Regions from separate parts of the Homo sapiens genome. Here region 1 is linked to region 2. A link is a contact called in ENCODE Hi-C or POLR2A ChIA-PET data. All regions are on one chromosome and are shown on one strand. The core of a region is the stretch at or near the end of the contact, and the rest is flanking DNA. Distances in the headings are between cores, read along the strand shown. Region 1 has its middle 32 kb from the start of MRPS24. Region 2 has its middle 24 kb from the start of C7orf25.

Region 1 (7,346 bases), core at 741-3,240, 950 kb before region 2:
CCTAAATTGTTATAGGATATAGTTATCATAAGAGAAAAAGTTTCTTTAAATCCAGAAAATAGAACATTAAAGAACCAGCAATAGTTGGGTGTGGTGGCGTATAATCCCAGATACTCAGGCAGCTGAGGTGGAAGGATGCTTCAACCCAAGAGTTTGATACCAGTGTGGACAACATAGTGAGGCTCCATCTCTAATCCATCAAAAAAGAAAAAAAAAAAGCCTGGCGTGGTGGCATATGCCTGTATTTCTAGCTACTTGGGAGGCTGAGGCGGGAGGATTGCCTGAGCCCCAAAATTCCAGGCTGCAGTGAGCTATGATGATGCCACTGTACTACAGCCTGGGACACAGAGCAAGATGCCGTCTCTAAAAATAATAATAATAGGCCAGGGGCAGTGGCTCACGCTTGTAATCCCAGCACTTTGGGAGGCCCAGGTGGGCTTGCTTGAGATCAGGAGTTCGAGACCAGCCTGGCCAACATGGTGAAACCCCGTCTCTACTAAAAATACAAAAATTAGCCAGGCGTGGTGGCAGGCTCCTGTAGTCCCAGCTACTGGGGAGGCTGAGGCAAGAGAATCGCTTGAACCCAAGAGGTGGAGGTTGCAGTGAGCCCAGATTGTGCCACGGCACTCCAGCAGCCTGGGTGACAGAGTGAGGCTCCGTCTCAAAAAAAAAAAAAAAAAAAGATATAAATTGGCTATGGTTAAGATCTAATGAAAGTTCATTATAATGCAAGGAAATTTGGTTGTTTCTGTGGCATACAACATTTAAAATACTAACTGAAATTATGACTTATAACATTACATTGGGACATATCTTGGATAGGGAGGACATTGACAAATTTCCAGGGACTTGACACAATTTCTGAAACAATAACATTTTACCCATACAAATATAACCTAGAGAAGGTTAGTATCTCTTTCTCTCTCTCTCTTTTTTGAGAGAAGGTCTCTTCCACCAAGGTGGGAGTGCAGTGGCCTAATCATGGCTTACTGCAGCCTTGACCTCCTGGGCTCAGGCGATCCTCCCACTTCAGCCTCCCTAGTAGCTGGGACTATAAGTGTGTGCCATCACACCCGGCTATGGTGTGTGTGTGTGTGTGTGTGTGTGTGTGTGTGTGTGTGTGAAAGCAAGTTTATTAGAGAAGTAAAGAAACAAAAGAATGGCTACTCCACAGGCAGAGCAACCTAATTTTTGTATTTTTTGTAGAGGTGGGTTGGTTGCAGGGTGCAGGGGTGTCTAGGCTGGTCTCAAACTCCTGGGCTCAAGCGGTTCTCCCACCTCAGCCGCTCAAGGTGCTGGGATTAAGGTGTGAACCACTGTGCCTGGCTAAGTAGTTCTCATTTGACATTGCTTTCCATGTGATTTAATGTAACTTTAGAATTTTTATAGCTTGTATTATTATTTTTTTGAGACGGAATTTCGCTCTTGTTGCTCAGGCTGGAGTGCAATGGCGCGATCTCGGCTCACAGCAACCTCCACCTCCCAGGTTCAAGCGATTCTCCTGCCTCAGCCTCCCGAGTAGCTGGGATTACAGGCATGCGTCACCACGCCCGGCTAATTTTGTATTTTTAGTAGAGACGGGGGTTTCTCCATGTTGGTCAGGCTGGTCTCGAACTCCCGACCTCAGGTGATCCGCTCGCCTCAGCCTCCCAAAGTGCTGGGATTACAGGCGTGAGCCACCGCGCCCGGCCAGCTTTGTATTTTAAATTTAAGTCAATGGACTATTTTGAATGAATTTTTGTGAAACTTGTAAAGTTTGGATCTACATTTATTTCGTTCCGATTAATAATTTCTTTAACATTTTTGAGAAAGACACAGGATAGTGGGCCCCATTTTATTTTGAACGTCCGTAATCATGGCATTGAACGATCTGAATTTAATTAATTCAACCAGACAGCCAGGAGGGGGCACGCGGCCACCGCTAAACAGTGAGCGAGCGCCGAGGGCCCCGCGCTGCCCCAGATGACCAGCAGGGGGCGTGCGAGCCGCCTTGTCGGACCCCTGAGAAGCCCCCACCGCCTCCGTGCTCCTACTGCGGCCGCCAGCGCCGGGCCCGCAGTGAGGAGGAGAACCTCATTTTCCTCAACACAGATCTAAGGGGACACCGCCTCACTTTGAGACAACTTGAGGCTGCGTCAGTGGTGAGTAAAATCCTTCCTGTCACAGTCCTGACTACTGAGGAGCAGTTGGTCTTCAGAACCCCCAGTAGAGGAAGGGCTTCATGTGGAATTTTGGAAATAAAAAACCCCGGTTTCCACCACACAGGAGGTCCTTCTCAACAGCTAAGACACAGTGGCTGCTAGTATAATACCACGCAGCAGCCTTTTAATACTAACATCACATTCAGAGGCTTACCAGGGAGACTGGTTTCCTAGCTTTGGCTGAACTGGATTTGGGTCAGGCTTAGCCTCTGGAATGAAGTTTGGTGTCACCTCTGCTTTACTGACGCGGTATTGACGTGGTTGATTGATTGATTGATTGATTTTTTTTTTCTAGAGACAGAGCTCCCTATGTTGCCCAGGCTCCAAATCGTGACCTCAAGTGATCCGCCCGCCTCAGCCTTCCAAAGTGCTGGGATTACAGGCCTGAACCACCATGCCTTAGCCTTATTTTTCATTTTTTAGACAGTCTCAATCTGTCAGGCTGGAGTGCAGTGGCACGATCATAGCTCACTGCAGCCTTTAACGTCTGGGCTGAAGGATCCTCCCGTTTCATCTTCCTGAGTAGCTGGGACTACAGGCATGCACCACCAAGCCTGGCTAATTTTTAATTTTATTGTAGAGAAGATGTCTATGTTGCCCAGGCTGGTCTTCAGCTCCTGGATGCAAGCGTTCCTCACGCAAGCGAACCCAGCCCACATGGTTGTTTAAAAAAGTAATTACTGAGGTCAGGAGTTCAAGACCAGCCTGGCCAACATGGTAAAACCCCGTCTCTACTAAAAATACAAAAATTAGCCGAGTGTAGGGGCAGGTGCCTGTAATCCCAGCTACTCCGGAGGCTGAGGCAGGAGAATCGCTTAAACCCAGGAGGCGGAAGTTGCAGTGAGCTGAGATTGAGCCACTGCACTCCAGCCTGGGCGACAGAACAAGACTCCGTCTCAAAAAAAAAAAAAGTAATTACTTTTTGAGGCTGGGCGTGGTGGCTCACGCCTGTAATCCCAGCACTTTGAGAGGCCCAGGCAGGAGGATCACTTGAACCCAGGAGTTCGAGATCAGCCTAGCCAACATGGTGAAACCCCGTCTCTACCAAAAAATACAAAAATAGCAGGGCATGGTGATGTGTACCTATAATCCCAGCTACTCGGGAGGCGGAGGCAAGAGAATCTCATGAACTTGAGAGGTGGAGGTTGCAGTGAAATTGCACCTTTGCATTGCAGCCTGGGCGACAGAGGGAGACTGTCTTAAATAAATAAATAAATAAAAGTAATTACTTTTTGATAATTTCATTCTTATGGAAAACTTGCAATAGCAATACAAATCCCTGTCCTTTCTATCAAAGTCTCCAGTGGTTATTGCTGTACCAGATTTGTAATTTCACACAAAATACTTGTTTTTTTACCCAAAGCAGGGACACTCTCCCAGGTAACAATCACTCTCCCCTTTATCAGGAAATCGACAAGAATTACAAAAATGACCTGGGCGTGGTGGCACACGCCTGTGATCCCAGCTACTCAGGAGGCTGAGGCAGGAGAATCACTGGAACCTGGGAGGTGGAGGTTGCAGTGAGCAGAGATGGACCCAGTGCACTTTAGCCTGGGGGACAGAGTGAGACTCAGTCTCAGAAAAAAAAAAAAAGAAAGAAAGAAAAAGAAAAGAAAAAGAAATTAACACAGTGTCCACATGGCAATCCAGTCCTCAGACCTACTTTGCTTCACCACCTGCTCCAGTGTGGGTGGGAAAAAGATTATCTGCATTTAAAAATTTTTTTCTAACTCCTTGAGTGGCAGATAAAGCAATTTTTATGCCAGACACTGATACTTACATTATGGCTCTGAGCTCAAGATTTTAACCTGTCTGATCTGAGAGCCTAACTTTTCTAAACATTTATGTAATTCTTCTAGACTATTAGTCTTTCAATTACCTGTTTTGTCACCATACACAGTTGTTAGGCAGGCAAACCTAAATTTACATTTCCGAAAGGGACAGTTCAGGTGTCTAGGTTGTTTATCATGGAGCTGTTATTTGTAAAGTCATTAATTTGAAATGGCTTTAAGTCTTTTTTTAAAAAATCTTGGCTCAAATGTCATAAGCAGTGATTTTTATCTCAACACCAGCAGAAAAGTCAGCAGATTGAAAGTAGGCAGGAAAAAAATAAAATAGAGAGATAGAGAACTTCGAAGATTTTGCTTGTTAACCGCATAGTTGGTTGTAGTTTTCTTAGTGACCATCTGAGCTCTGAACTTTCCTTGATAGAATTTGCCCATCTGTTTCAAAATGTGCATGAGAATGAGCCATAATATAGTCAGCTGGAATCCTCAAAGGAAGGTTGTTTTGGCATGGCTTTAGAGTTTAGGATCTCATTCCATTTCTTTTTCTTTATTTTTATTTTTTTGTTTTTGTTTTTTTGAGACACAGTCTCACTCTGTTGCCCAGGCTGGAGTGCAGTGGTTTGACCTTGGCTCACTGCAACATCTTCTGGCTGGATTCAGGCTATTCTCCTTTCTCAGCCTCCTGAGTAGCTGGGAGTACAGGCGCCTGCCACCACGCCTGGCTAATTTTTGTATCTTTAGCAGAGATGGGATTTCACCATGTTGGCCAGGCTGGTCTTGAACTCCTGACCTCAAATGATCTGCCTACCTCAGCCTCCCAAAGTGCTGGGATTGCAGGCATGAGCCACTGTGCCCGGCTTCATTCCATTTCTTATTAATCTCTTGAGAGCAAAGAAATTCCCATAAATCTTTTCAGGGAATGTCAGGAGTTTGGACCAATATTTTACATCAATTTCAGTATGGTAACCACGTTCCTTCACCAAAGTAATACTTTTCACAACACACTGCATAAGTAACATTTGTGGAAACGTCTTTTTAAAATAGTATATAAATAACATTTCAGAAGCCTGTTTAACATGACTACAAACACTTCACTACATTCATTACTTCCTTACATGGAAGTTACACGGTTCACAACAAACTTTGTAAGTAGCATTTAAAAATTTTCTTCTACTTCTTTCCTATCTGGATGTCTGTCATGCTTTTTCTTGCTTGATTGTTGTGGCTAGGACTTCCAGTACTATATTGAATAGACATGGTGAGAGTTGGCATCTTTGTCTTGTTCCTGATCTTAGAGGAAAAAATATTTTCACAGTTAAATATGTTAGCTGTGGGCTTGTCAGAGATAGTCTTTGTCGTGCTGAGAAACATTACTCTTTTTTCAACATTCCTCTTTTGTTTTGGAGACAGGGTCTTGCTCTGTCACCCAGGCTGGAGTGCAGTGGTGCGATCTTGGCTCACTGCAACTTCTGCCTCCTCAGTTCAAGTGATTCTCCTGCCTCAGCCTCCCAAGTAGCTGGGATTACAAGTGTGTGCCACTGCACCCGGCTAATTTTTGTATTTTTAGTAGAAATGGGGTTTCACCATGTTGGCCGTGTTTTACCATGTTGGCCATCTTGAACTCCTGACCTCAGGTGACCCGCCCACCTGGGCCTCCCAAACTGCTGGGATTACAGGCATGAGCCACTGTGCCCGGCCTCAAAAGATTTTTAAATTTCTTCTTTGAGGCTGGGCACAGTGGCACACACCGGTAATCCCAGCACTTTGGGAGGCCAAGGCAGGCAGATTGCTTAAGCCCAGAAGTTTGAGACCAGCCTGGGCAACATGGTGAAACCCCTTCTCTACAAAAAATACAAAAAGCCAGATGTGGTGGTATGAGCCTGTAGTCCCAAGCTACTGGGGAGGCTGAGGTGGGGGGATCACTTGGACCCAGGAGGTTGAGGTTGTGGTGAGCTATTGAGCGACTAAGTGGCTAAGTTGGCTGGACTTCCTGGGTCAATAGGGACTTCCCTAAGGGGACTTTTCCCTAAGCCAAAATGAGTCATAGCTGCAAGCTAAGGGATTGAAACTTCAACCAATCAAAGGGGACTTTCTCCTAAGCCAAAATGAGTCATAGCTGCAAGCTAAGGGATTGAAACTTCAACCAATCATATAGGGAGTTTAAGCTCTAGCTGCAGCGTGATGTTTTTAACCAATCAGGCCCACCAACCCACAAGCGGATAGAAAATAAGCTAATCCTATAGGACAGGAAAAGGAAAAGGAAAAGGGAAGGAGTCATAAGGGCATATAAGCATAAGACACTCAAGCCAGGGCAACCCTTCCAGGTCCCCTTCCACCACGTGGAAGCTTTACTTTCACTTTTGCTTTACATTCACTTTCGCTTTAATAAATCTTGCTGCCACACACTCTTTGGGTCCACACGTTTCTCTAATTGAGCTGTAACACTTGCCACTGTGGTCCACAGCTTCATTCCTTGAAGCCCATGAGACCACAAACTCTTCGATCAAGAAAAACCTTTGATCGGAAGAAGACTTCTCATCTCACTATCATGTCACTGCACTCCAGTATGAGTGACGGAGTGAGACCCCATCTCAAAAAAAAAAATAATTCTTTGACCCATTGGTTGTATAGGAGCATGTTGTTTAAATTCTACATATTTGTGAATTTTCTGAAATTACTCCTATTATTGATTTCTAGTTTTATACCATTGTGATCAGAAAAGATACTTGTTATGATTTCAGTTTTCTTAATTTGTTATGACTTATTTTGTGACCTGATATATACTCTATCTTGGAGAATGTTCCATGTGCACTTGAGAAGATTGTGTATTCTGAATGACATGGTTTGCAGCTGTCCATAAGATCTGAAACATTATTTAAACATGTGTCTTCAGACGCTTCACTACATACATTACTTCCATTCACTAAAATAACACTGTTCATAACATATTGTAGCTCTGTCACCCAGGCCGGAGTGTAGTGGTATGATCACAGCTCACTGCAGCCTAGAACTGCTGGACTCAAGTGATCCTTCCACTTCAGCCTCCCAGAGTTCTGGAACTATGCCACCACACTCTGCTAATTTTAAATTTTTTGTAGAGAGTATCGTTATGTTGCCTAGGCTGGTCTTGAACTCCTGGACTCAAGCAATTCTCCTGCCTCGGCCTCCCAAAGTGCTGGGATTACAGGCATGAGCCACCATGCTTGACCACTAAGTAGCTTTCAAAGAAGCATCTTTCAAACAAGTATGTTTGTCATTTATTATATGCATGAGTGTGGCAAACCACTTTCATCCACTGAGTTAACACTGTTAACAACATAGTGTGTAAGTTACATTCTTTAGAAACATCATTTTTAAT
Region 2 (6,497 bases), core at 1,919-4,418:
TTGTGTGCCTTGGTTACTGTTAGTAACAGCCATGACTCTGAAGGGAATAAGGCATGGCTAGCACGGCCTTGCATTGTGGCCTCAACTCTAAGTGGAGAAGTATGATTCTAATTTATGTTTTGGGTGAGTGCGAAGTAAGAGATTCCCAGAGATTTTCTTTTTCTTTTTTTTTTTTTTATCCTTGAGGGGCCAATTTTTCAGTAATGGCCTAATAGTTTATAATAAACATGAAGACAGGACCAGTTGTTGACCAGGGTATCCAGTGCTAAGATGACCACCTGGAGTTTTGGCCACGTGCGTTGTATTTGGGCCCCATCCTTTATTAGGGACATCCTGGCTAAGGAATGGAAAGCAGCACATTCCACTAGGCTCCACCATGCACAGGGGCTGGCAGTGCCATTCACATAGTCTATGAACTCCCTTTACTGGTCACTCAGTTAATCCACAGGGCTTCCTAGTAGTCAAGGGGTTTAGGGGAGGGATGTCATCCTCCAGCACCCTGGCGTCTGGCAAGGGGCTTAGAACAGGGGAAGCTATACCCTCCTGTGGGTAGAATATACCAGAGGACCCAGGTTTGTTCCCATCTGTCTTAGGGAGCCTCAGTAGCTGTGTTGAGCTTGTGGGGTCTGTTTCCATGGCCCAAAGCATAATGGGCAGCTGGGTATAGAGGGTCACAGGCTCAGGGTCTGGGAGAGCCTCTATTTCTGGGACAGCCCAGTAAGTGGGGGCCAGTCATCTATTGTATTAATGCTGTATAGCATGAGGCCAACAGGGGCAATATCTCGTATCAGAAATCCTGGGGCAACTGATAGCTATCCTAAATATCCAGAGATTGCAGGAGGCATTTGAAAAGGTTGAGAAGACTCTACAGTAAAGGCTTTTTTTTTTTTTAAGAAGTCACTTACAGGAGTGTCTGTAGACTTTAATTTAGAAGTAAAATTTATAAATGAGGAATATGTTGCCACCAAAACCCAAAAGTACTAAGAAATATTGGTCTCGAATGTCATCAATGTATGTATTAAGTGAGTCTCCTTGGCTGAGAATGTCCTGGATGTACTCTCATACCAGTGCTCCTGGAGAAGGTGGATGTCGTTAAGATTAATTAAAGATTGCATGTGATGACACAGCTGCAGAGGTCTGAAAAGGTGTACTGTGTTCTTTTAGAGGAGGAGGCGAACTGCAGTGAAGACGCTATTGAAACAGCACGTTAGCCAAATCCACAAGAGCAAAATATTTACCAGTTGTTGATTGAACGGAATCAGCAATTTTAATAATATTAGGTATTGGATATAGGGGCCCTAATGAAAGGGCTGTTAAATGGGGAAGTGGGAATAATCACGCCTTTATTAATAGGTTTTTTAGAATTGGTTTTAATCCATTTCAACTTACTTTGGGCCATATTAACTATATTAACTGGGGGTACAAGGGGTTCCATTTTATTAAGTCAATTTGTAAGTGCCAAAGACTTACTTTAATTTTAATTTGTTATTTATTGTGTCAGAGCATCTCTGCCTAATATAGAATATCTTACAGCAATGGATATATAACTATGGGAAATTTAGGCCATGCTACAAATGAATATGCAAGGCATATTCATTTACAAAATATTATATTCAGTTACCTGCTCAAGATTACATGGGCAGAGTGTTTAAGTTTAGTGGAATTCCCCAGGTATAAATATAATTTGAGCCCCAATATTAAGTCCATGCATTTTTGTTAGTGCATTTTAACAAATTGTTAAAGTTAAATTAGAACTGACCTTGTAGAAGCACAAAGCCAGTACGTGTCCTTTTTAATCTTTTTGTTATGTAAATTCTTTGATATATAAATTGCTATATGCATTATGAACTTCTAACTATATCAAAAGATGCAAATATATCATATACACCATTTATCAACATATATTTATGTTAAAATATTATATATAACTTTTATTTAATTACCTTTTTCCCCCTCTGTATCTAGGGGTTTGTTTATAAATCAGTAAGTGATCTAGGGCTAGCATGTTTGCTAGACCTGGCAGCTGCTAAGTATTTAAAGTTTAAAGTTCATCTCTTTTTTTTTTTTTCTTGGACTTGTAATAGCATAAAGCAACAGTCTCTCTCTCTCTCTCTCTCTCTCTCTCTCTCTCTCTCTCTCTCCCTCCCTCTCCCTCTTCCTCTTTTCTTTCTTTTTTATTTTAGGCTTTAGTTGCTTGAAGGCATTCTTAGTCTCTGCCTCTGGTTGATAAGAGGAAAAGAGGGAGGAGGGAAGGGCACAGTGTCTCTAGGCAGCCAGCTCTCTACAACTTCCGTGATTGCAAGATCATCGGTCCCCTTTTTCCTTCCTTTTTTTGTTTTTTTTTTCTTTTAAGTATAATCTTTAGAACGGCTTGTATTTCTTGGTGGCTAAAATAAAATTTTTTCTTCCTTCATCTCTCTGGATGTTTACCTGACATGCTCCTGGTGGTAGGAGTAGCCTCCTGGTGTTCTGTCCTTACAGAATGTTACCCGAAAAAATTGGAGGGTGACCTCTGTGTCTGCTGGCCTTGCAGGCAGCGGCTTCCCTTTCCATGGTGACCCACCGGAGCTCTGGAGGTGGTGGGGAGCGAGGAGCGACAGCAGCAGGAACCGAACAGGGCGGCGCCTGCCTGGCAGCGTCACTCTTGCGGGGCCTGTGGGACGCAGGTGAAGTTACTCCCATTAGGGTTAGGGTTAGGCCATATGATCCTTTCACCCTGGCTCCGCTTCACGAGCACAGTGAAGCCCAGTGTGTCGCATCACCCTCTCTGACTGTGACTAAGGAGAAATCGCTGCTTCCCAAGAGCCTGCTGGCGGGTTCTCGGGAAGTAGCGCGCAGCCGTGCCCTTTGCCATGGACAGGCCCGCCCACCACCCAGGCCCCAGGTCACGCAACAGCGCACCCAGCTCCAGGGACAACGCATCCTCCAATGGAGGCCGGCGACAGAGGGTCCCCACAGTCCCAGGAGGGGGTCTGATTCTGCAAAGGGAACACATCCTCCTACCACTGGGACCTGCCCTCCGCGCCGCAGGCAAGGAGCCGGCTACAGCCGCTACAATTCCGGAGAGTCCCGGAGGCGACTCGGACGACAGCAGGACCTAGTAGCGCGCAGCGACGAGCAGCGAGATCCAGCGCCTGTAAGCAGCGCGCGGCCCCAGACCTGCTGGGCCAGCTGATACAGCAAGGTAGCAAGCCCTCTGCGGGGGACAGACACCGGGATGGTGTCCAAGCCGCGACTGCAATCCTGCAGACTAGGCTAATTGTTTGGAATGAAACTTTATCAGTTTAGCCCGGCAATTACTCTCCTCAACAGCTGAGAGGCCAGGATAAAAGAGCATCAGCATGGGATCTACCTGCTTGGGGCCCTTTGGGGCGGCGTCACACTCAGGGATTAGATTTCAGGCACTGCTTCAGTGACACAACCGCAGTGTGAAAGTTTAAGCGTTTTTGGTACTTACAGATCCTGGAGGGAGCGCGGGCGCGCGCGCGCGCACACACACACACACACACACACACACACACACACACACACCACACACCAAGGAGTACAGGCAGAGAGAGAGAGAGAGAGAGAGAGAGAGAGAGAGAGAAGGGACCCGTAGACCAATACCTTTATTGGGTTCAGAGTGTTATCCAAACAGGTTTAATTGTTGAATTTAAAGCAAGCAGGCACTGGTTCCAGGAGGTCCCCCTGACTGAGAGGCGGTCACGTTAAGTTTGCAGGCAAATGTCTGAATGGTTCCTTGAAATGAAGCAGTATCTCTGGCCACCAACTGGAGCCATTCCAGTGGGGAATAGTATTAGAAACGGTGTCAAGGCTGACTGAGCCCTGCTTCTGGTATGAGAAAGTTAAAACATATTTTAAGATGGATGCCAAGGCAACATAAAATTATAAGCTCTCACCACATGTTTATACCCAGTTCTGGCATTAAAAAATGCTTCATTTTTTTCAAAAAGAGTTATAAAAAACTTTTGCCATGTGTTCTGTTTTCTTAGTTTTTCTGTTCTGTTTTTTGCTTTTGATAATTGGAAATGTTTGAACTTTTGTATTAGTACTGACGTTTTTATAATACCCATTCTTCCTTCTTTCCTTTAGATAATATTGACTGGGTCTCTACTGTAAGCAAGAAGAATATAATTTGTTTTGCAAACTCCTCTTTCCTTCCTTTCTCTGCCATTCAATTTTAATGATTAGAATAATGCATATTCTCTTTCTTTACTTGCACTCTGTGCACCTAAATATATTTAAGCTTCTGCTTTTTTTTTTTGGTAGCTTGAAATGATGTCATTTGTTTCCCAACTTTTGTAAGTAAATCATTGAGCTAATTATGCTTTTCCCTCTCTTTCTTTTTTTAGGTTGTGCTTTTTTCTGACTTTGTCAGAGAACATGTTTCTATATCATCCTTTGATTCTTATCTTACCTTTGGTTTAGTCTTAGATCTTCAGTTAAATATATTAAACACTCACTATTAATCTTGTTTCACCAGTTTTCCCAGGTGTCAGGTTTCTTGAAAAAAGCTCATGGGTCAGCATCCCCTGAGTTCCAGCATGTTCAAAACTGTTTCTCCATAGCTTGGATATGTGAAGGAATCTTGCTTGGTTATAGAAGCCTCACTTCACACTTTCCTTGCTTTCTTGTAAATGTTCCTCCATTTTGTTCTCTTTGACTCATTTTACTTTTTAAAAAATTGTGCTATTTTAAAATACCAGTCATAAAGCCAGCTAGCTATTACAGAGATATGTGTACTTTATCACAAATTTAATTTAATTTCTTATTATTATATATATATTTTTTTGAGACAGGGTCTCACTCCGTGGCCCAGGCTGTAGTTCATTGGTGCTGGTTCCAGGAGGGCTCACTGCAGCCTATAACTCCCAGACTCAAGTGAAACCCCCACCTCAGCCTCCTGAGTAGCTAGGACTACAGGCATGTGCCACCACACCCAGCTAATTTTTTGTATTTGTAGTAGAGAAGGGGTTTCACCATGTTGCCCAGGCTGGTCTCTAATTCCTGGGCTCAAGTGATCTGCCTGCCTTGGACTCCCAAAGTGCTGGGATTACAGGCATGAGCCACCGTGTCTGGCTCACAAATTTTATATAAAATGACTTCCTATTACCTTTAGATGAGAAGGAAAAAACACATAGCCTGTGGTTCCCTCAAAACTCTAACATGTAACTTTTAGTGGGGAAAATAAGGTACTTTTGCTAGTTATCCACAAGGGGGAAGACTGATTCCATTTCTTCTGGAAGGTATCCATTGGGCCATCATTACTGATCATTTATTTTTATTTTTATAGATTTAGAGAGTACATGTGCAGTTGTGTTACATGGATATATTGTGTAGTGGTGAAGTCTGGGCTTTAGTGTTCTATAAATTACAATAATTTGTTAAGATATCTTTTGCGGTCTATTTTTCATACATGTGCTGTCTCTTTACCATATGTAGATTCAGAACTTTTTTTTTTCCTCAGGAAAGTTTTCTTGATTATAGTTTTACAATTAGTCCTAGTCTATTATTTGGTTTTTCTTCTTCAGGTTCTCTAATGATACTTGTGTTCGATTGTGCTTGTATCCTGTTCTTTCTGCTTCCATTTTCTTGGTTTTTATTATTTCTATCTGTTATGTCTCTTACTGTATTTTTTGTCTTCCTGTTCTCCCTTGGCTACCTAGTAATGCAGTTTTTGTTTCTAAGATTTGTCTTTTTCTCAAGTTCTTAATTATGTCAGTTTTTATTTTTATTTTTATTATTTTTTTAAGACAGAGTCTCGCACTGTCACCTGGGCTAGAGTGCAATGGCACGATCTTGGCTCACTGCAACCTCCACCTCCTGGGTTCAAGTGATTCTCCTGCCTCAGCCTCCCAAGTAGCTGGGATTACAGGCACCTGCCACCACACCTGGCTAATTTTTTGTATTTTTAATAGAGATGGGGTTTCACCATGTTGGCCAGGCTGGTCTCGACTCCTGACCTCAGGTGATCCACCCGCCTCAGCCTCTCAAAGTGCTAGGATTACAGGCGTGAGCCACTGTGCCCGCCTTTTTTGTTTTTTTGAGACGAGTGCAATGGCTCCATTTCAGCTCACTGCAACCTCAACCTCCCGTGTTCAAATGATTCTCCTGCCTCAGCCTCACGAGTAGCTGAGATTAGAGGTGTGCGTCACCACACCTGGCTAATTTTTGTATTTTTGGTAGAGACGGGGTTTATCTATGTTGGCCAGGCTAGTCTCAAACTCCTGACCTCAAGTGATCCTCCCACCTTGGCTTCCCAAAGTGCTGGGATTACAGGCATGAACCACCATGCTCGGCTTGTCAGTTCTTATTTCACTGTTTGATCATCTGTTTTCTGAGTTGTGATTTTTGTATTTGTGGTATTATTTAATATCTTCAATTGCTTATTTAATTATTCCTAATAAGACCCCCTCCCAGATATAACCAGTATTCTGACCTCTAGTACCCTAGATAAGTCTTATCTATTTTGAGCTTCCCATAAATGGAGAATA

Evidence for each region. A loop is a pair of places that touch in the nucleus more often than their neighbours do. ChIA-PET counts read pairs that join two places held with the same protein, here RNA polymerase II (POLR2A). Pooled maps may share reads with other maps.
Region 1: a map of naive thymus-derived CD4-positive, alpha-beta T cell shows a loop between it and region 2 (9-fold over the local background). The contact joins two enhancer-like sites. A Hi-C loop is called at or near these places in 1 of 168 maps with a recorded cell type or tissue (naive thymus-derived CD4-positive, alpha-beta T cell) and 7 of 50 pooled maps. POLR2A ChIA-PET finds 5 or more read pairs at or near these places in 3 of 52 experiments (Panc1, activated T-cell and activated naive CD4-positive, alpha-beta T cell).

The regions. Positions count from the first base shown.
Region 1 is chr7:43,833,660-43,841,005 of GRCh38, reverse strand. No RefSeq gene overlaps it. Among named protein-coding and RNA genes, the nearest start is that of MRPS24, 32 kb to the left of the region's middle. RefSeq lists a silencer at 1,835-1,914 and enhancers at 5,821-6,190, 6,102-6,396, 6,321-6,440. Within about 2 kb of position 1,990, at least 7 of the 41 ENCODE cell types and tissues checked have a DNase peak (open chromatin) inside an H3K27ac peak, as active enhancers do.
Region 2 is chr7:42,885,087-42,891,583 of GRCh38, reverse strand. No RefSeq gene overlaps it. Among named protein-coding and RNA genes, the nearest start is that of C7orf25, 24 kb to the left of the region's middle. RefSeq lists enhancers at 3,020-3,069, 2,665-3,208 and a silencer at 3,150-3,199. Within about 2 kb of position 3,168, at least 34 of the 41 ENCODE cell types and tissues checked have a DNase peak (open chromatin) inside an H3K27ac peak, as active enhancers do.